Regions from separate parts of the Homo sapiens genome. Here region 1 is linked to region 2. A link is a loop called in an ENCODE intact Hi-C map of the cell type or tissue named here. Cell type or tissue: gastrocnemius medialis. All regions are shown on one strand. Each heading gives the region's core, and the rest is flanking DNA. Links, peaks and the distances in the headings are about the cores only. Region 1 overlaps GABRR1 (gamma-aminobutyric acid type A receptor subunit rho1). Region 2 holds the start of SRSF12 (serine and arginine rich splicing factor 12).

What was found. Peaks named below come from ENCODE experiments on the same cell type or tissue, not always from the same donor. Only the 100,000 strongest peaks of a DNase experiment are listed, where the experiment ranks them.
Region 1: a loop joins it to region 2, with 4 times the contacts of the local background. A loop is called at or near these places in 2 of 110 quality-filtered maps.

The regions. Positions count from the first base shown.
Region 1 is chr6:89,182,417-89,190,416 of GRCh38, reverse strand. It overlaps GABRR1 (gamma-aminobutyric acid type A receptor subunit rho1), which reads left to right. Exons shown (of 10, transcript NM_002042.5): 6 at 170-252; 7 at 4,967-5,107. Among named protein-coding and RNA genes, the nearest start is that of GABRR1, 31 kb to the left of the region's middle. In gastrocnemius medialis, for the core only: no CTCF peak of the experiment used is centred there; a DNase peak (open chromatin) is centred at 3,426; H3K27ac peaks cover 2,777 bases.
Region 2 is chr6:89,116,048-89,129,003 of GRCh38, reverse strand. It overlaps SRSF12 (serine and arginine rich splicing factor 12), which reads left to right and starts at 10,933. Exons shown (of 5, transcript NM_080743.5): 1 at 10,933-11,181. The coding sequence starts at 11,117. It also overlaps a transcript of PM20D2 not described here. RefSeq lists silencers at 320-614, 11,080-11,349 and enhancers at 320-614, 6,100-6,229. In gastrocnemius medialis, for the core only: a CTCF peak has its summit at 6,183 (motif pointing left); a DNase peak (open chromatin) is centred at 2,583.

The DNA.
Region 1 (8,000 bases), core at 1-8,000, 64 kb before region 2:
AGTGATGGTATCACTCATAAGCTACTTATCTAAACCCTGACACATTGCTTATGAAGTATGAGAAGAGGCATCTATCATATTGGAAGGAAGCAGAGGCCTTTTCCATTTATCATTTTGCACTCGTCTTTTGCAGGCTCTGAATAAATCAATTTTGTCTTTTTGGCCCTAGGGTTACAGTAACTGCAATGTGCAACATGGACTTCAGCCGATTTCCCTTGGACACACAAACGTGCTCTCTTGAAATTGAAAGCTGTGAGTAGACTTGTCCCCGGGCATCAGCACACAGCTCCTGATAATTCTCAACACCTCTAACTCTCAGCTGCAGGAACAGTGTGTGTTCCTTATTCATGAGTAGACTTTTTTTTTTTTTTGAGATGGAGTCTCACACTGTCGCCTGGGCTGGAATGCCGTGGCGCAGTCTCTGCTCACTGCAACCTCTGCCTCCCAGGTTCAAGTGATTCTCCTGCCTCAGCCTCCCGAGTAGCTGGGATTACAGGCACCTGCCACCATGCCTGGCTAATTTTTTGTATTTTTAGTAGAGACAGGGTTTCACTATGTTGACCAGGCTGATCTCCAACGCCTGACCTTGTGACCACCTGCTGGGATTACAGGCGTGAGCCACCATGCCCAGCCTTCATGACTGTACTTTTAAAGTAATGTGTTAGATTGAAGCTAGGTCTAGGGTAATTTTAAATATCAGGAACAAATTTGAAACTAAAACCTTCATTGCCATAACTGATCTTTTTTTTTTTTTAATTATACTTTAAGTTTTAGGGTACATGTGCACATTGTGCAGGTTAGTTACATATGTATACATGTGCCATGCTGGTGCGCTGCACCCACTAACTCATCATCTAGCATTAGGTATATCTCCCAATGCTATCCCTCCCCCCTCCCCCCACCCCACCACAGTCCCCAGAGTGTGATATTCCCCTTCCTGTGTCCATGTGATCTCATTGTTCAATTCCCACCTATGAGTGAGAATATGCGGTGTTTGGTTTTTTGTTCTTGCGATAGTTTACTGAGAATGATGGTTTCCAGTTTCATCCATGTCCCTACAAAGGACATGAACTCATCATTTTTTATGGCTGCATAGTATTCCATGGTGTATATGTGCCACATTTTCTTAATCCAGTCTATCATTGTTGGACATTTGGGTTGGTTCCAAGTCTTTGCTATTGTGAATAATGCCGCAATAAACATACGTGTGCAATAAACATAACTGATCTTTTTAATGCCCTATGGCAATGGTTTTAAACTTTGTTCTGTTGAATCAGGGTAACTGCTTGGGGAAGGGAAGTAGAGGGCTAAGCGAATGTGGGTCTCCTTCCAAGCCCTTTGCCCAACACACACACACACACACACACACACACAGACATGAGTTCATCCAGAGAGCTCATTTTTGATGTGTTTTATTGCTCTTCTAAATGTAATTTCTGCTGAAGAAAGGATTTCCTGGCCAAAACAAGTTTGACAACAGTTGCCCTAGGGAACTGCCACTGTGAGTTCGTGTGGTGGTTGAGATGCTCAGGCACAACAAGGGATTTCAGGAAGCTTGCACACACACAGACATCCTGGAAAAACTGAAAACCAGGCGCTATGACACCACAGGTGCAGTCAACAAAAGAAAAAAATACGCAAATTGGACTACATGAAAATTGTCAATTTTGTGCATCGACATTATCAGAGTAAAAAGGCAACCCACAAATGGGAGAATATATTGATAATATATTGATAAATCATCTATCTGATAAAGGATTGATATCCAGAATACAAAGAGAACAGCTAAAACTCAACAACAACAACAAAACAATCTGCTTAAAAAAATGGACAAAAGACTTGAATAGACATTTCTCCAAAGACGGTATACAAATGGCCAAGAAGCACATGAAAAGATGTTCAACATCATTAATCATTAGGAAAATGCAAACCAAAACTACAGTGAGTTACACTTACTGGGATGAATACTGTCAACAAAACAGAAAACAATTCTGGGGAGGATGTGAACAAATTAGAACCCTTATCCTTTGTGGGTAGTAATGTATAATGGTGCAGCCACTGGGGAAAACAGCTCCTCAAAAAATTAAAACAATGGCTGGGCACGGTTGCTCATACCTGTAATCCCAGCACTGTGGGTGGCCGGGGTAAGAGGATCACTTGAGCCCAGAAGTTGAAGACCAGTCTGGGCAACATAGCAAGACCCTGTCTCTACAAAAAATACAAAAATGTGCTGGGCATGGTGGCTGGCATCTGTGGTCCCAGCTGCTCGGGAGGCTGAGGCAGGAGAATCACTTGAGCCCAAGAGCCTGAGGCTGCAGGCTGCAGTGAGCTATGATTGCACCACTGCACTCCAGCCTGGGTGAGAAAGCAAGACCCCCATGTCTAAAAAAAAAAAAAAATTAAGAACATATGATCCAGCAAATCCATTTCTGGGTAAATAACCAAAAGAATTGAAAGCAGGGTCTTGAAAAGGTACTTGTATGCTCATATTTATAGCAGTTCTATTCACAATTGCTAAAACATGAAAACAACCCAAGTGTCCATCAATGGATGAATGGATACACAGAATGCAGTATCTGCATACAGTGGAAGAGTGTTCGGCCTTAAAAAACAAGGATTTCCGATACATGCTACAGCATGAATGAAACTTGAGGGCATTATGCTAAGTGAAATCAGCCAATCGCAAAAGACAAATACTGTATGATGTCACTTTTAAGAGGTACTTAGCGTAGTCAAAATTATAGAGACAGAAAGTAGAATGGTGGTTGCCAGAGGCTGGGGAGAGGGGAAACAGGGATGAGGCGTTATTGTTAAATGGGTATGGAGCTTCAGTTTGGGAAGATGAAAAGAGTTCTGGAGATGGATGGTGGTATGACCATCATACTGGTTGTGTTTATGTAGTAATGTAGTACAACACAGATACTACATGAAAATTTTAAAATGCTGTGCATCAAAACATTATCAACAGAGTAAATGCAACCCACGAATGGGAGAATATACAATGGCAAATGATGTATCCTACCATAAGAATGGCTGTATTTATGTAGTAATTTTCATGTAGTATAATTTTAATTATATTTATCATGCATCATAAATACAACACTTAAGAATGTAGTGCAATACCACTGAAGTTACACTAAAGAATGGTTAAGATGGTAAATTTTATGTGTATTTTAACACAACACAACACACACACACACACACACACCCCCCAGAAACCAGGCCACAGAAAGAGCCAGGCTGAGGCAGTATAAAATGATCCACATGCATCTCTGTCCCTCTACATGTCCGCTCCATTCTCCTCCCTGCCCAAACACTTTCTCCCACAGCACAGTGGACACCCCTGTGACTCCTACACTCCTCCTGAACACTGGCACTCCCTGGCAGTGTCAAAGCCCTAGTGAGGGTTCTCACTGTTCCAGGGCACTTTATCAGCCAGCCTGGGCTTGTAGCAGTGGATCAGGTGTCCCCTGGCTCCAATCATCTGGGACCAAGGAGTGCAGGGACATTGACATCACACACCGCTGGGGCCAAAGGGACAGCTGCATAGGGCACTGAATGTGGGGAAAGGGTGTAATAAAACCCAGGACCAAGGGAGTGGCTACTTATTGCACAGTGGCTTTACCTCTGCCTTGTCATTCAACCCTCACAAGACCCTGAAGAACAGGTTATTATCATTATACAAAGGAGGGACAGAGCTCGGTGGCAGAGCCAGACTGAAATACTGAGTTCATTGTCTCCAGAACTTAGTTTTCCCCACTATGCCTGGGCAGCTTCTGCCTCCATCTGGAATGTAGCCTTTTTTCAGGTTGTATCAGTCATGGCTCCGCCAGATAAACAGAACCAGTAGGACATACAGAGTAGAGATTTATTGCAAGGAAGTGGCTAGCAGGATTGTGGGGGCTGGCTAAGAGTCCCACATCTGCAGGGCGGGCCATCAGGAGTGCAGGAGGGGCACTCTGGGGCAGGAGCGGATGCCGCAGGCCACAGGTGGGATTTCTTCTTCCAGGAAGCCTCATTTCTGCTTCTAAGGCCTTTCAACTGATGGAATCAGGCCCACCCAGATTATCCAGGAAAATCCCCTTTAAAGTCCAGTGGTTGTAGATATTAGTCACATCTACAAAACACTTTTACAGATTAGTGTTTGATTGTATAATTGGGTACCATAGCCAAGCCAGGTTGACACATGAAACTGACCATCACACAGGTCAAGTGTTAGAAAACAAGAATAAAATAGTCCCAGGGACCCCTGGAAGGAACTGTTTACACATCAACAGGCTGGACTGGCAGTGCCATGAGGCTTCTCCTCAGTTATGCTCAGGCTGGAGGTAGGTTTGTTCACTTGGAGTTCACCAGAAGCAGGTGAGGGAAGGGGAAATGGTAGCACCAGAAAGGGTGATGATCATGGATTCACTTCGACTTTACCCTGAGTAGGAGTAACTGGAGTCCTACAGAGAGGGACTTGTTCCACTCCCGTCTCTTTATGGATCTTTTCTTGCTAAAATTCAGCCTTTATTACCTGATAGTGTTTACAGGTGCTTGCCATCAATTGATGAGTCGCCACACTTTGAAAGAAGAAAGGAAAAGGCTAAATTACTCTCCATTTATAAGGCTGAGCCATGTGAAATTTTGCCAATATTTAACCATTTCTAACCTACAAAAATAGAATTCCATTTGATTTAACCTAATAAATGGCAGGCTGAATTGTAGGGTGAACCCTTTTGCAGGAATTATGTGCATTTGGGCTTGAGAACTTTGCTCTGATGACTTTTGGAAGAGTGGAGATAATTAGATTTGTCTTTTTGGATATTGTTTTGCTTTGTTTAGACTGTGGTTTGTTTTTCAAACTATCATATCACAATCCCAGTAGTCAGTGTGGGAGGTCAGGACACAGCTTCTACATAGCCCCACAGACCATCCTGTCTTGCCACCACCTTGTGTCTGATGCTGGCCCCTGTCTTTTCAGATGCCTATACAGAAGATGACCTCATGCTGTACTGGAAAAAGGGCAATGACTCCTTAAAGACAGATGAACGGATCTCACTCTCCCAGTTCCTCATTCAGGAATTCCACACCACCACCAAACTGGCTTTCTACAGCAGCACAGGTAAGTGTAGAGTGAGGGCTGAGAGTCAGGGCAGGCTTCAGCTTGGTCTCCAAGGTTCACCCTCTATTATAGGAAAGGTTTGAATTGGTCGTCAGGTGAGCAGTGTCACTTATATTTGAAACTAAAGACAGAGGCCGGGTGCAGTGGCTCATGTCCCAGCACTTTGGGAGGCCAAGGTGGATGGATTGCTTGAGCTTAGGAGTTCAAGACAAGCCTGGCCAACATGGTGAAACTCAGTCTCTACTAAAAATACAAAAATTAGCCAAGTGTGGTGGCACACGCCTGTAGTCCCAGCTATCTGGAAGGCTGAGGTGGGAGATCCCTTGAGCCCTGGAGTCGGAGGTTACAGTGAGCTGAGATCACACCACTGCACTCCAGCCTGGGCGACAGAGTGAGACCCTGCCTCAAAAAAAAAAAAAAAAAAGAAAGAAAAGAAACTAAAGGCAGAAATCCTAAGTGAAGTCTAGTGGGTAGCAAGCAGTGGGTGGAAGTGATTTTTTTGATATTACCAATGCGTCAGAGTACTAACCTAAAAAAATTAGTAAGAACTTAAAACATAAGCCACTTGAGTGGGTTTATTTGAGACAATCGCATTGCCAGCTTAGTAACTGGCATCTCAGCCGTGATACGCTGATCCGAGTCCCCTCCTTGACAGCAGGAAACAAATACAATTCAGGTCTGCTGTTTTCAATTTACGTTCTCCCTGCTCCAGCCAGCCCCGTGGGGTCGCTCCACTCTTGACCAGTCTGCTCTTGCTATGCTGCTTGCACAGCCCCTCCTGGTGACTCTCTTCTAAGTGTCAGTGCAAGAACCACTGGTCAGTCCCCTGTGGACCCAGTTGTTCCTTTTTGAACCAAGGGTTGGGACAGGCTCACCCCCTCCTGTTGCCTGCGGGGGCATGCTCTGTGACCTTTCTCCTGGGAGCTTGCCTGCGCTAAATAGCTGAGGTTAACTTGCTTCATTTCTTGCCTTAAAAAAAAAAGTAGGGACACAAGTGGGTTTTGATTACATCGATGAATTGTATAGTGGTGAAGTCTAGGAATTTTTTTTTTTTTTTTTTTTGAGACGGAGTCTCACTCTGTTGCCCAGGCTAGAGTGCAATGGCCAGATGGCCAGGTCTGGGCTCACTGCAACCTCTGCCTCCTGGGTTCAAGCAATTCTCCTGCCTCAGCCTCCCGAGTAGCTGGGATTACAGGCACCCACCACCACGGCTGGCTAATTTTTGTATTTTTAGTAGAGATGGGGTTTCACCATGTTGGCCAGGCTGGTCTTGAACTCTTGACCTCAAATGATTGGCCCACCTCAGCCTCCTGAAGTGCTGGGATTACAGGCATGAACCACTGCGCCCAGCTGAAGTCTAGGATTTTAGTACATCTGTCACCTGAGTGGTGTACATTGTACCCAATGGGTAGTTTTTCATCCCTCACTCTCCTCCCACCTTCTCCACTTCCGAGTCTCCAGTGTCCACTATACCACTCTGTATGCCTTTGTGTTTCCATAGCTTAGCTCCCACTTATAAGTGAGAACATGTGGTATCTGCTTTTCAATTCCTGAGTTATTTCACCTAGAATAATGGCCTCCAGTTCCATCCGAGTTACTGCAAAAGACATTATTTCATCTTTTTTTTTTAATGGAAGAGTGGTATTCCATGGTGTATATATACCATATTCATTCATATCCATTCATCTGTTGATGGGCACTTAGGTTGATTTCATATCTTTGCAATTGTGAATTGTGCTTCTTGCCTCTTTTTTGACCAGTCACCTTTCAGGATGATTTCGCTCAAATCTTCATGCAGTTTCTATGTAAAACTTGCGCAATTGACTGCACAGGGAAGCACATTCTTTTTAAGTACCCCATGGTCTTCCTAATCTGTAAGAGGGAGCACCAACATAGCACTACAACCCAGCACATATTATCTCCTGTATCCATCACCCCAAAGTATTGGTTCCTTGGAGGAACCCTGTTCTTTTGACCCTCAGCATTCTGACAGTCCCTCTGCAGTAGCTTGCTGGTAACCAGAGGCATGTCCCATGCATTATAATGACCCAGGGTGCCAAGTTTCCAAGTTCATATTGCCAAGTCCCCATCCATTTTATTTTTAGTCCTAGGCATCTCACGCATATAAGGCCTTTTCCTTTTTTTTTTTGTCTTTTTTTTTTTCCATCATCCTCCCTTTCTCTTCAACTCCTCCATGCATATGTTTTCCTTGTAAGGACACAAAAGAAGAGCTAAAATGTAGCTGGACCTGTGATTGTTCACTGTGTTCCTAAATACAATGTTGTGTTTAACTTTCTTTTTTAACTTAAAGCACATTTCTCCCCATAAAGAAATCTAAAGAGATTGTTTAAATCAGTGCTTCTCAAACTTTGACGTGCATATGAACTATGAACAAATTACATATATATATATAAAATTATTTTTTTTCCTAATAGAGACAGGGTCTCATTCTGTGGCTCAGGCTGGAGTGCAGTGGGCGATCATAGCTCACTGTAACCTTGAACTCCTGAGCTCAAGCAATCCTCCCGCCTTGGCCTCCCAAAGTGCTGGGATTACAGGCATGAGCCACCGCGCCCAGCTGAGAATATTGTTAAATGGACCTCCAATTAAGTAGGTTTGGGGTGGGGCCCAGGTATCTTCATTTATAACAAGCTCCCAGGTGACGGTGAGGTTGCTGAACCCTAGACCAGGTAATGAGAGTAACAGGAGTTTAAATGACCCAGGCGTGATGGTAGTTCATACCTGTAATCTCAGCATTTTGGGAGGCTGAAGTGGGTGGATCACTTGAAGCCAGGAGTTCGAGACCAGCCTGGTGAACATAGCAAGACCCAGTCTCTACCAAAAAATTTAAACATCAGCTGGGTGTAGTGGTACCAGCTACTTGGGAGGCTGA
Region 2 (12,956 bases), core at 2,391-10,390:
TAGTTTTCCACATTGTGGATATTGTTGATTGCTTTCTTTTGGTGGTATTAATGTGCTTTTTTAGCCCCTGTATTTCCTGAAAACTGATAGAACTAGAGTTGTCACCAGCCACATATAGATATTGAGCATTTGAAAAGTGGCTCATGGGACTTATTGGAGGAACTCGCCCCCAATATTTCAACATAGGTTCTTTCTATTTTCCATAAGTGTCAGCTGGCTGAGAAATAAAGAGAAAGTACAAAGAGAGGAATTTTACAGCTGGGCCACCGGGGGTGGCATCACATATTGGTGGGACCATGATGCCCACCTGAGCCTCAAACCAGCAAGTTTTTTAATTAAGGGTTTCAAAAGGGGAGGGGGTGTAAGAACAGAGAGTAGGGACAAAGATCACATGCTTCAAAGGGCAAAAAGCAGAACAAAGATCACATGCTTCTGAGGGAACAGGACAAAGGGCAAAAGCAGAACTACTGATAAGGGTCCAACAAAGATGACAAGGCAAAGGGCAAAAGCAGAACTACTGATAAGGGTCTATGTTCAGCAGTGCACATATTGTCTTGATAAACATCTTAAACAACAGAAAACAGGGTTTGAGAGCAGAGAACTGATCTGACCACAAATTTACCAGGGTGGAGTTTTCTCCCCACCCTAATAAGCCTGAGGGTACTGCAGGAGACCAGGGCGTATCTCAGTCCTTATCTCAACTGCATAAGACAGAGACTCCCAGAGCAGCCGTTTATAGACCTCCCTCCAGGAATGCATTCCTTTCCAAGGGTATTAATATTAATATTCTTTGCTAGGAAAAGAATTTAGCAATATCTCTCCTACTTGCATGTCCATTTATAGGCTCTCTGCAAGAAGAAAAATATGGCTCTTTTTGCCTGACCCAGCAGGCAGTCAGACCTTATGGTTATCTTCTCTTGTTCCCTAAAAATTGCTGTTATTCTGTTCTTTTTCAAGGTGCACTGATTTCATATTGTTCAAACACACGTTTTACAATCAATTTGTACAGTTAACACAATTATCACACTGGTCCTGACGTGATGTACATCCTTAGCTTACGAAGGTAACAGGATTAAGAGATTAAAGACAGGCATAAAAATTATAAAAGTATTATTTGGGAATTGATAAATGTCCATGAAATCTTCACAATTTATGTTCCTCTGCTGCGGCTCCAGCCGGTCCCTCCATTTGGGGGTCCCTGACTTCCCACAACAGGACTAAATGAATTTAAAATTTTATTTTAAATTTAAATAGTCCCATGTGTTTAGTGGCCACAGTATTGGACAGTGCAGATATAGAACACTTCCATTATTACAGAAAGTTCTATTAACCAATGCTGAGCTAGGCTAGACTCAGTGTTTTTGGAAGAGCATTTCAGCTAGGTGCAGTGGCTCTGGCCTGTAATCCCAGCACTTTGGGAGGCTGAGATGGGTGAATCACCTGAGGTCATGAGTTTGAGACTAGCCTGGGCAACATGGTGAAACTCCATCTCTACCAAAAATCAAAATTAGCCAGGCTTGGCGGCACATGCCTGTAATCCAAGCTATTCGGGAGGCTGAGGCAGGAGAACTGCTTGAACCCGGGAGGCAGAGGTTGCAGTGAGCCAAAATCACACCACTGCACTCCAGCCTGGGCAAGAGAGTGACACTCCGTCTCAAAAAAAAAAAAAAAAGCATTTCACAGGTACTGATGTGAACTTCCTTCAGAAGAGCATATAATGGATGTTTCTCTTTGTATTAATTTAGCAGTCATTTATGGCCATTGCCTGGACCCACTACTTCATTAGGGGTTGCAAAATTATGACATTATAATTCTATCATCTCCTCTTTATTTTATTGACTGGAATACTTTTAGAAAAACAAAACAAAACAAAACTTCCTTCATCAACCATTTGGGTTACCCTGAGGAATAAATTTATACAGGAAAGTTAGGATCCAAAGGTGACCAATTAGGGTTGTTTTTTAGTATAATTATGAACTTGTGCACTTAAAAATATTTGATATGTTTTAATTCATTGCAGTTATTGTTCTTATTGCTACTCAAATTGTCTTATCTCTAGCCAGGATTGTCTTTGGAATCCTTTTCACATGACCCCAGAAGCTTTTGATAACTTTTTTCTGATATGACAAGATATTTTAGGTTCATTGTGTACATTTTTCCCTCAAGCATGGAATCAGCCACACTTCCAAAAAGTCATTGTTTATTTTAAGACAAAATTATATTTAGGGAGTATGGTCTGGGCCATAAGGGGTGCCAAATGGTACTGGGCTGGTCATTGTTTCTAAGCCTTTTCAGTGGACAATGCTAATAACTCCTTTTTTTTTTTTTTTTTTTTAGATGGAGTCTCGTTCTGTCACCCAGGCTGGAGTGCAGTGGCGCAATCTCAGCTCACTGCAACCTCCAAGTTCAAGCAATTCTCTGCCACCCGAGTAGCTGGGATTATAGGCGCCTGCCACCATGCCCAGCTAATTTTTGTATTTTTAGTAGAGATGGGGTTTCACCATCTTGGCCAGGCTGGTCTTGAACTCTTGACCTTGTGATCCACCCGCCTCGGTCTCCCAAAGTGCTAGGATTACAGGCGTGAGCCACCATGCCAGGCCTTTTTTTTTTAAGACAGGTCTTTCTATGTCCCTCAGCCTGGAATGCCGTGGTGCAATCATGGCTCACTGCAGTCTTAACTTCACAGGCTCAAGTGATCCTCCCACCTCAGCCTCCCCAGTAGCTGGGACTACAGATGCGTGTCACCACACCTGGCTAACTTTTTAATTTTTTGTAGAGACGGGGTCTCACTTTGTTGCCCAGGTTGGTCTCCAACTTCTGGGCTCAAGCCATCCTCCTGCCTTGGCCTCCCAAAGTGCTGATACTACAGGCATGAGACACCATGCCCAGCCAAGAAATACTTTACTTTTTTTTTTTTTGAGACAGAGTTTCACTCTGTCGCCCCGGCTGCATTGTAGTGGCATGATCTCAGCTAACTGCAACCTCCACCTCCCAGGTTCAAGTGATTTTCCTGTCTCAGCCTCTCAAGTAGCTGGGGCTACAGGCACCCACCCCAATGCCCAACTAATTTTTGTATTTTTACTAGAGATGGGGTTTTGCCATGTTGGCCAGGCTGGTCTCGGACTCCTGACCTCAAGTGATCCGCCTGTCTGGGCCTCCCACAGTGCTGGGAATACAGGCATGAGCCACTGTGCCTGGCTGAGAATTTTTTTTTTTTTTTGAGACAGAGTTTTGCTGTTGTTGCCCAGGCTAGAGTGCAATGGTGCGACCTTGGCTCACTGCAACGTCCGCCTACTGGGCTCAAGAGACTCTCCTGCCTCAGCCTCCCGAGTAGCTGGGATTACAGGCACCCGCCACCACGCCCGGCTAATTTTTTTGTATTTTTAGTAGAGACGGGGTTTCACCATTTTGGTCAGGCTGGTCTTGAACTCTTGACCTCTGGTAATCCACCTGCCTTGGCCTCCCAAAGTTCTGAGGTTACAGGCATGAGCCACTGCACCCAGCTGAGAAATGGTTTTTTTTTTGAGACGGAGTCTCGCTCTGTCACCCAGGCTGGAGTGCAGTGGCGCGGTCTCGGCTCACTGCAACCTCCGCCTCCCAGGTTCACGCCATTCTCCTGCCTCAGTCTCCTGAGTAGCTGGGACTACAGGCGCCTGCCACCACACCCAGCTAATTTTTTGTATTTTTAGTAGAGACGGAGTTTCACCGTGTTAGCCAGGATGGTCTCGATCTCCTGACCTCGTGATCCGCCCACCTCGGCCTGCCAAAGTGCTGGGATTACAGGCGTGAGCTACCGCGCCCGGTGAGAAATACTTTTTAAAAGAGAAAATATATCACACACAAGACCCTTTTAACTGATCTGCTTGTACCAGTCTCTACTGTTCCAATTCATCCTCCACATTTTTGTCAGAATATCCTTATTAAACACAAATCTGATCTTAATCTCCTGCTTAAAAAATCTTGATGGGGCCAGGTACAGTGGGGTTACATACCTGTAACCCCAGCATTTTGGAAGGCTGAGGCAGGAGGATCACTTGAGGCCAGGAGTGTGAGACCAGCCTGGAAACATAGCAAGACCTACCTCTATAAAAAATTTAAAAATTAGCAGGGCATGGTGGTACACACTTGTAGCACCAGCAACTTGGGAAGCTGAAGTGGGAGGATTGCTTGAGTCCAGGAGGTTGGGGCTGCAGTGAGCCATGACTGCACCACTGCACTCCAGCCTGGGCAACAAAGCAAGACCCCGAATTGAAAAAAAAAAAAAAAACAACAACAGCAACAACAAAAACAACTTTGGCTCTAAATCTCCATTCCAATCTCTTTAGCATTCTTCCTTCCTTCTCCCCTAGTTCAGCAACACTACACTACTCTCACCACAAATGTCCCTTTGCTCATCGAGTTCACTTTGCTTTTTTTATTCCTGGGTGAATTTAATCCAATAAATAGCACAAACATTGATTTCCTCTAAAATAACTCCTAGTACTCCCCGCCAGAGAACTAATCTGTTTCCATTATATCCTCCATACTACTCCGAAATACCTTTATGTGGCACTAATGAAACAATATTATAATGACTTATTTACATACGTGTCTATCTCTAGCAAGAACGTCTCTCAAAAATTAAAGATACTCACCAGTGGTGGTACTATTTAGTTTTATATGTTACACTGATGAGACATTAAATGTGGAATTGCATAGTGTGAGAGTTAAAACTACAGGCACACACCACCATACCCAGCTACTTTGTTTTTATTTTTATTAGAGATGAGGTTTCGTATGTTGCCCAGACTAGGCCCTTTCCATATTTACATTAGGGAGAAAGTTTTAGTTTTGTGCCAGTATGTCTTCAACATCTCTATATTGAGTGATTAATTTCCCTTTTATAAGAGAGAGCAGGCTTGGAGCCTGCGCAGACAAAAGTAATCGGCTGGAATTTCCAACATGGTTTTGTTTATTATTATTATTTTGAGACATGATCTTGCTTTATTGCCCAGGCTAGAGTGCAGTGGCACGAACACAGCTCACTTCAGTCTCAACCTCCTGGACTCAAGTGATCCTCCCACCTCAGCCTCCAGAGTAGCTGGGACTACAGGCACACTCCACCATGCCCAACTAATTTGTTTTTATTTTTACTAGAGATGAGTTATCATATGTTGCCCAGACTAGTCTTGAACTCCTGGCCTCAATCATCCTGCCTCAGCCTCCCAAAGCACGGGGATTACAGGCATGAGCCATTGTGCCTGGCTCTCCTTCTGTCTATAAACCTTTTTTTTTTTTTTTTTTTGAGACAGTCTCACTCTGTTGCCTAGGCTGGAGTGCAGTGGCACGATCTCAGCTCACTGCAACCTCCACCTCTTGGGTTCATGAGATTCTTGTGCTCCAGCCTCCTGAGTAGCTGGGACTACAGGCACACACCACCATGCCCAGCTAATTTGTTTTTATTTTTATTAGAGATGAGGTATCGTATGTTGCCCAGACTAGTCTCAAACTCCTGCCCTTATGCAATCCTCCTGTCTCAGCCTCCCAAAGCACTGAGATTACAGGCATGAGCAACTGTGCCTGGCTCTCCTTCTGTCCATAAAACTTTAAAAATTAATATTGGTGATAGAGCTTTCTTTTTAAATAAAAGTGAGCTAATTTAAAGTAAACATATTATGGTAAAGAAGTACATCATTATGGCAAAAATCTCACAGGATGGATGAAAACGACTTAAGTTTGGGAAACAATGGACTAGGTCCTTGAGAATTAAGGAGCATAACTTCTATTTTCATCCCCAGTTCCTAGCACTGTGCTTCACATACAATAGATCAACACTAAGCAAATGGCAAATTAATTAGAAAGAAACACCCCCCCAAGATTTTCAATACCCAACATCATTTTAGGGAATATACAGGAAAAGTGACAGGCCTTCTAAGTTGACTTTTCTGAAAAAGTTAGTTTGATCCCTCCTAGTTACATTATTATCACACAAATGACCTTTTTAAAAACATGATTTCTTATGGCTATAGCAGAAGAGATCAAATTCATAAAAGGATACAATCATAGATTCTCCAACTGATTGTGTGGAATGATGATGTCTTATAAACCAAAGTACATAGGTAATAGAAAAATGTTTACAATGTGTTCTATACAAATCCCCACATCACTCTTCATGGTTTGTTTTAAGAAAGGATAGGCCATGGCAGCTCTCACTAGAGGAAAGCTAGCACCATCTGTTGGAGAGTGAGTTCACAACATAAAATGATATTCTCTGTTGACTTCATTAATCCTGACACTGTTTCTTCAAGGTACTTTTTAATCACACAAATTTCAAGACACTAATACCTACCTAAATACAATTTAATTTTCAATTAGTTCTAGTTATCCACTATGACAGTAATAAACAAAACTAGTTAATTAATCTGATTAAGATATTAATCAGATGTATTGTTTAATGCAGTTAAAATATTAATCAGTCTTTTACTATTTGACTTCTTGATTAGACCTGATAATTAGCCCATTCTGAGCCATTTAAGAAATGGAAGAAAAGCTTATTCAACCACATACTCTATCAGATTGCTTTAGAATAACAAATATCGTATGTATTGCTCAACATTGTAAACCTGCCTCAACTTCTTGATTATCCATGGTAATTAGGAAGAAATAGTGACAGCCTTGAATTGTGAACTTTACTAATAACCCAAACTCTTCTCCCACAAATCTACTGATGATATTGAGAGGTTTGTGCTTCTCCTGTACCATTCAGAATAGATGTTTCTAAGAGACAAAAAGAATGTAAGAGATAGTCAGCTCAGACTATGTGCAGGTAGGTAGAGATAAGAGGAAAGTCCTAAGTGTTTAGATTCTAAATGACAGTAAGTTATTGTCATATCAGCAATTTCCCCAAAGACAGGATTCAGGAGTAAACAACCAAACATTATAAATAGATTCACATGTGGCTCTATTTTAAACACAACATAGACTACTAATTTTAAAGACTTGTAAAACTGAAAAGAGATTCTGAATTTTTCTTGCAATACACTTTATAAAACCGTGATTCCAATGAAAAAGTTTAAAATGTATTTACTTTTGAAAAGTCAGGTGATGATATCTAAATGAGATATGACACAGGTTTTCCTAAAATATTTTCAAATCAAAGTCTCTCTTAGGTGAAAACTTAAAAAGCATTTAATTGATCATAATTTTTTAAATGTATTAAATAAAAAGTAATGGAAGCAACAGTTACTTCGAAGAACAATATATGAAACTCTCATGTAAAAATGAGGCTTTTGTTATGGGAACAGTTGTCAGATTTGCCAGTGGTATACTCCTTGGGAATCCTCAGGCAATTTAAGAAAAACATTAACTCTCCTAAGCCTGGAGGGTACCATTTGGTGCCTTAAAGCAATGATTCAATAAAGCAATACTTTTGTTAAATGGCACTTAAGTTCTAGAACAAAGGGTAAATATGAATATGTTTATGAGTCCAGGGACAGGCAGGGTGTTTACTCTTGACCTAAGCCTTTCCCCTACCTCTTCAAGTATCCTAATCTGCCAAAGGGAAGACAAAATACAGCTTCATCAGTTACTCATCTCAACTGGTTTAAGGACCAGGGCAAGACACTGGCCAAGCTGACTGTAACATTCCTTAGTTGGCCGTGCCCGACGATGTTCTCTCCTTAGGCCTTCCAACCAGAAAACAGCTTTCTTACACTTTACACTAGCTGCCTCAAATCATATCTGGAAAAAAGAACATACGTTTTTATGTAATATAAATAATTATGGCTCCACAACTTATTTTATATCAATTCCAGCTACCTTTTAAGTTCAAGTTGCTAAGAGAAACTCCTTACACAGTTGAAGACCCTTTCCTCAGGTATTTCCATCAAAAGGAACAGAAAAAACACCCCCTATCCATACATGCATGCTAAGTATTTTTGGATACTCCTACAAAAGCTTTTTTCAAACTGTAAAGAGCTTTGTGGTTTTTTTCTATATTTATAAAAAGCATTAAAAAAATCTGACAATACTAAAAGATAAGAAGAAAGCAAGTATCAGAGTATAATACCTATACCTGAATAGGTAAAAATAGAATAGAAAAATTCTATTTATACATGAACATACAGATAAATTTATTTATTTATTTACAGACAGGGTCTTGCTCTGTCACTCATGCTGGAATGCAGTGCACTGGCACAAACATAGTTCACTGCAGCCTCCAACTCCTGGGCTCAAGCAATCCTCTTGCCTCAGCCACCTGAGCAGCTAGGACTACAAGCATGTGCCACCATGGTTGGCTAATTTTTTTTTTTTTAATTTTCTGTAGAGATGGGGAGATTCTCTTATGTTGCCCAGCTGGTCACGAACTTCTAGCTTGGAGCAATCTTCCCAACTTGGCCTCCCACAGCACCAGGATACAGGCATGAGTCACCACGCCTGGCCAATATATTTTTAACTAAATAGGTTAATCGTTTACATGTCTCATGAATTGATTTTTCTCCACTTAACAGTATGTCAGGGATGAGTAATTGTGACTACCCACCAGGTCAAGTTTCTTTTCTTTGGTCAAGTTTTTTATTTGCAAAGTCAATGTAGTGGTTTGAATGGCGGCCCCCAAAAATACATGTCCAAGTCCTATCTCCAGGTATGTATCCTTATCTGGAAAAAGAATCTTTGCAGATGTAAGTGAGGATTTCAAGATGAGATCATTCTGAATTAACCAAGTGGGCCCTAAATCCAACGACAAATGTCCTTATAAGAGATAGAACTGGATAGGATAGATGGCTGATATCATTTGGCTCTGTCCCCACCCAAATTTCATCTTGAATTGTTAGCTCCCATAATTCCCACGTATTGTGGGAGGGACCTAGAGGGAGATAACTGAATCATGGGGGCAGTTCCCCATACTGTTCTCCTGGTAGTGAATAAGTCTCACGAGATCTGATGGTTTTATAAGGGGAAACCCCTTTCGCTTGGCTCTCATTCTCTGTCTGCCACCATGTAAGATGTGCCTTTTGCCCTACACCATGATTGTGAGGCCTCCCCAGTCTTGGGTATGTCTTTATCAGCAGTGTGAAAACGGACTAATACAGTGGCTCACACCTGTAATCTCAACTTTGGGAGGCCAAGGCAGGAGGATCACTTGAGCCTAAGAGTTTGAAATCAGCCTAGGCAACATAGACTCCATCTAAAATAAAAAGAGAGAGAGACAGAGAAAGAGAGAGAGAAAGACAGGAGGCCATGTGAAGACAGAAGTGGAGACTGGATCTATGTATCCACAGCCAAAACATGTGTGGGGCCACCAAAGACTGGAAGAAACAGAGGATTCCCCTAGAGTGCCTTCAGATAGATGATGGCCCTGCGGACACCTGGATTTCAGACTTCTGGCCTCTGAACTACAAGAGAATAAATTTCTGTTGTTTCGGGCCACCAAATCTGTGGTGCTTTGTCATGGCAGCCCTAGCCAACTAACACATGGTAAGCATTCTAAGCTTTTGTATTATGAATCCAGCCTGCTCTCCAGCCTCATTTTCCAACTCTTCTCCAGCCTCATGCTCCTGTTTTGCCTCATTTACTATATTGCCTCAAAGCCTTTGCACGTGCTGTTCCACTGCACTAATTACTCTTCTCCATTCTTTACCCATCTCTTCAAGACTTGTTCAGGGAACATAAGTGACCCTCTAGCCTTGCTCACCATCCCACAATGCCTGCTCTCAGCAGCATATAGTTCTTTTCATAGCCCTGTATTATAGTTTGTATCTTTACCAGTGTGATTGTTAGATTCTGCCTCCCTACCAAATTCTAAGCTCTAGGGGAATAGGCACGGTGCCAGTCTAGCCCTGTGCCTGCAGTGCCAGAGCAATCCCTTCTGAATGAAAGAATAGCCACCGTTCCAGTACAGCTGCAGACCCAGGAACCTCCACAGCCTCTGGGAGGGCTGTGAGCTAGAAGGGTGACCACGACATGTATTCTTCAAAGCCTACCACTTCTGCGAGCGAAAAGGGGCACTCTTCACACTTAGGAGTTGCCTGGTTACACTCCCAGCCCTGAATAACAGGCTGTGCCTGCCGGCCACAGGAGCAAGGCGAAGACGAGTCTAACTAGAAGGGGATGGGCTACAACATTTTGGGGGAATAGGGAGAGGGTAATTTAAATTTTGCTTAACTGTCCCTGCATTTAAACTGTTGTCTTCTACATCATGTATTCATTTGTACATTCGTTTGTCCCCCCTCTAGAATGTAAGCTCAGAGGGCGGGGCTTGGCCTGTTTGTTCATTGCTATATCCCACGCTAAGTGCCTGGCGCATAGTAGACGCTCAATAAACATCTGAATGAATGTACTCACAGCTGAGTGTTATGCCCCAAGTGAATAAAGGATGAAGAATCATATAATACTTAAAAATCCAACAGGCCAGGCGCGGTGGCTCACACCTGTAATCCCAGCACTTTGGAAGGCCGAGGCGGGAGAGGCTTGAGCCCAGGAGTTTGAGACCACCTGGGCAACACAGCGAGACCCCGTCTCTATTAAAAAAACAAATCCGAACAAAACCGAGACCTCACAGTTGGAAAGCCGAAGGCTCAAGACCAGAGGGGCAGGAGGCCTACCAACTGCCAAGGTCCTGCGCTCAGGACGATGCGCTGAGGGCCGCGGAGGCTGAGCGGGGGCGCGGTTGAAAGCGGCTCTCACTGACCCCACCTCCGCCCAGCCGCAGCCCCGCCACCACCTCTGGGTCCTCTAACCCCCGGCGTCCCCGCCGCGGCCTCAAGCCCCCTCTTGGCCTCCGCCCTCCTGACATACACTGGCCCTCGCCGCCCCCTCCCCAAATCCCGTCGCACTCCAGGACCCCCCATACCCGGATCCCATAGGGCCTGGGAACGGCCGCGCTCCTGTCTTCGGAATTCCCGCGGCCCCTGGGCCGCGCCGGCGCCGCCCCCGCCCCCGGCCCGTGCGTCCAGGCTGGCGCCGCGCTGCGCCCCCTCTGCGCCGGCCTCTGCGGCTGCGCGCTGGCGGGGCTGAGGCCGAGGGGTGGGGGTCGCGCCGGGGGCCGGCGGAGCTCCTGTGGTGGTAGCAGCGGTAGCGGGAGACGGAGCGAGTCCAGCGGCCGCGGGCAGACCCGGAGGGAACGGAGGAAGCGGTCATGTCTCGCTACACGAGGCCCCCCAACACCTCCCTGTTCATCAGGAACGTCGCGGACGCCACCAGGTGAACGGCCGCGGCTGCAGGTTGGGGGCGCGGAGGAGGGGCGGGGTAACAGCCGCGCCGCGGAGCACGGCCGAGGCCCGGCGGAGGCTCGGGGGAGCTGCGCGGAGCCTCCCCGCGGGCCCAGGCTGCGCCACTTGGGGAGGTGTGAGCCCTCGGACTACTCCGCGGCCCAGGGCGGAACTCGCGCCTCCGCCCTCCCGGCCAGCTTTCAGCCCCGGCGCCGCGCACATCGTGTCCCGGGCCCGCGTCGCTTTCCGCGGTTCAGCACCGCAGCCGGCGGGCCGTGGGACACGGGGCGCCCCTCTCCCGAGCTCAGGTCGCTCCCCGCCGGGAGTCGGGAGGGTTTGCGCTCCAGCGAGTGCCCGCGTTTCAGCTCCTTTGTCGCCGTGCCCCGATAAAATCGCGCGCATCCAACCCTCCTAGATGGAGAGGAATTGGGGCTGGTGAGAACGTTTTGTACCATAATGCGTACTCGGGCCTTACAGTTTCTTTCCCCCAGTTCTGGTCTACTTACAGACGGTGCTGCTTGCATTTTATTCACACAATTTTATTCTGCATACAAAAAATAACTTCAATGAATGAGATCAGTGCGTTTTTCTTTAAAGTTCTGAGTCCAGTATTAACACCCTTTTTAAGGGCGTGAGTATAGGCTCACCTGGTTGATTCTGATGCCCCACCCCTCCGTTGAGAATTTTGTCTACAGAGTGTCTGAACACAGATACTAAGGAATGACTTTTTCATATAGCACTTCCTTCCTTAATGGAGCTGAAGAAATTGGGGGCGGGGGGAGAGGGAACGGTGTTAATAGACATTCTCATTTCACTGGGCTTCATTTACTTCCCCCCAGCCTTTCTACCTATGCAGTACTGTTTTATTGTACATAAGGGAGAGCGGAAACTAAGAGTTTTAATGATTTACCTGGGGCCAGAGAGGTATAGATACATGGAGCTCTTGACTCCATAGTCATCTGAGATGAGTATTATAATTTACCTTTGAGGAGTAAATAAACGTTAAGTATTTTTTATTTTTTAGTTTTTTTTTTTTTTTTAGACAAAGTCTCGCTCTTGTCCCCCAGGCTGGAGTACAATGGCCCGATCTTGGTTGGCTGCAACCTCTGCCTCCCGGGTTCAAGCGATTCTCCTGCCTCAGCATCCAAAGTAGATGGGATTACAGGCGTGTGCCACCACACCCGGCTAATTTTTATATTTTTAGTAGAGATGAGGTTTCATTATGTTGGCCAGGCTGATCTCCAACTCCTGACCTCAAGTGATCCGCCCAGCTCGGCCTCCCAAAGCGCTGAGATTACAGGCATGAGCCACCGTGCCCGGCCAAGTATTTTTTATTTGATCACCGCAAGTACATGTATCACAACTATATGTTGTGGTTAATATATCTTAGTTAACATCTAAAAGGTGCCTTGTTTACATTTCTTCTGTCAGCCTTTTTATCAATATATTACATAGAAAACACGAACATAATTTATGATTTGGGCAGAATTAAAAAACCTTGCAGTTGAACAGACAACTTGAAAATGGAATAAGCATCAAGCCTCTTCAGGGTGTCTGTAGAAAAATCAGAGGTTTCCAATTCTAATGGTTCACAGGGGCCAGCCGGGGTAATATAAACGAGTGAAGCTGCCAGCCTATAAGGCACAGTAGGATGGTGTGGACTATCAAATAGAAATAGAATAGCAAATAGAAAAGGAAATATGCCATCTAAAAGGTGCAGCATCTGCCTCTAGGCTCCAGCTGACAGCTGCCATGTAGACATCTGGA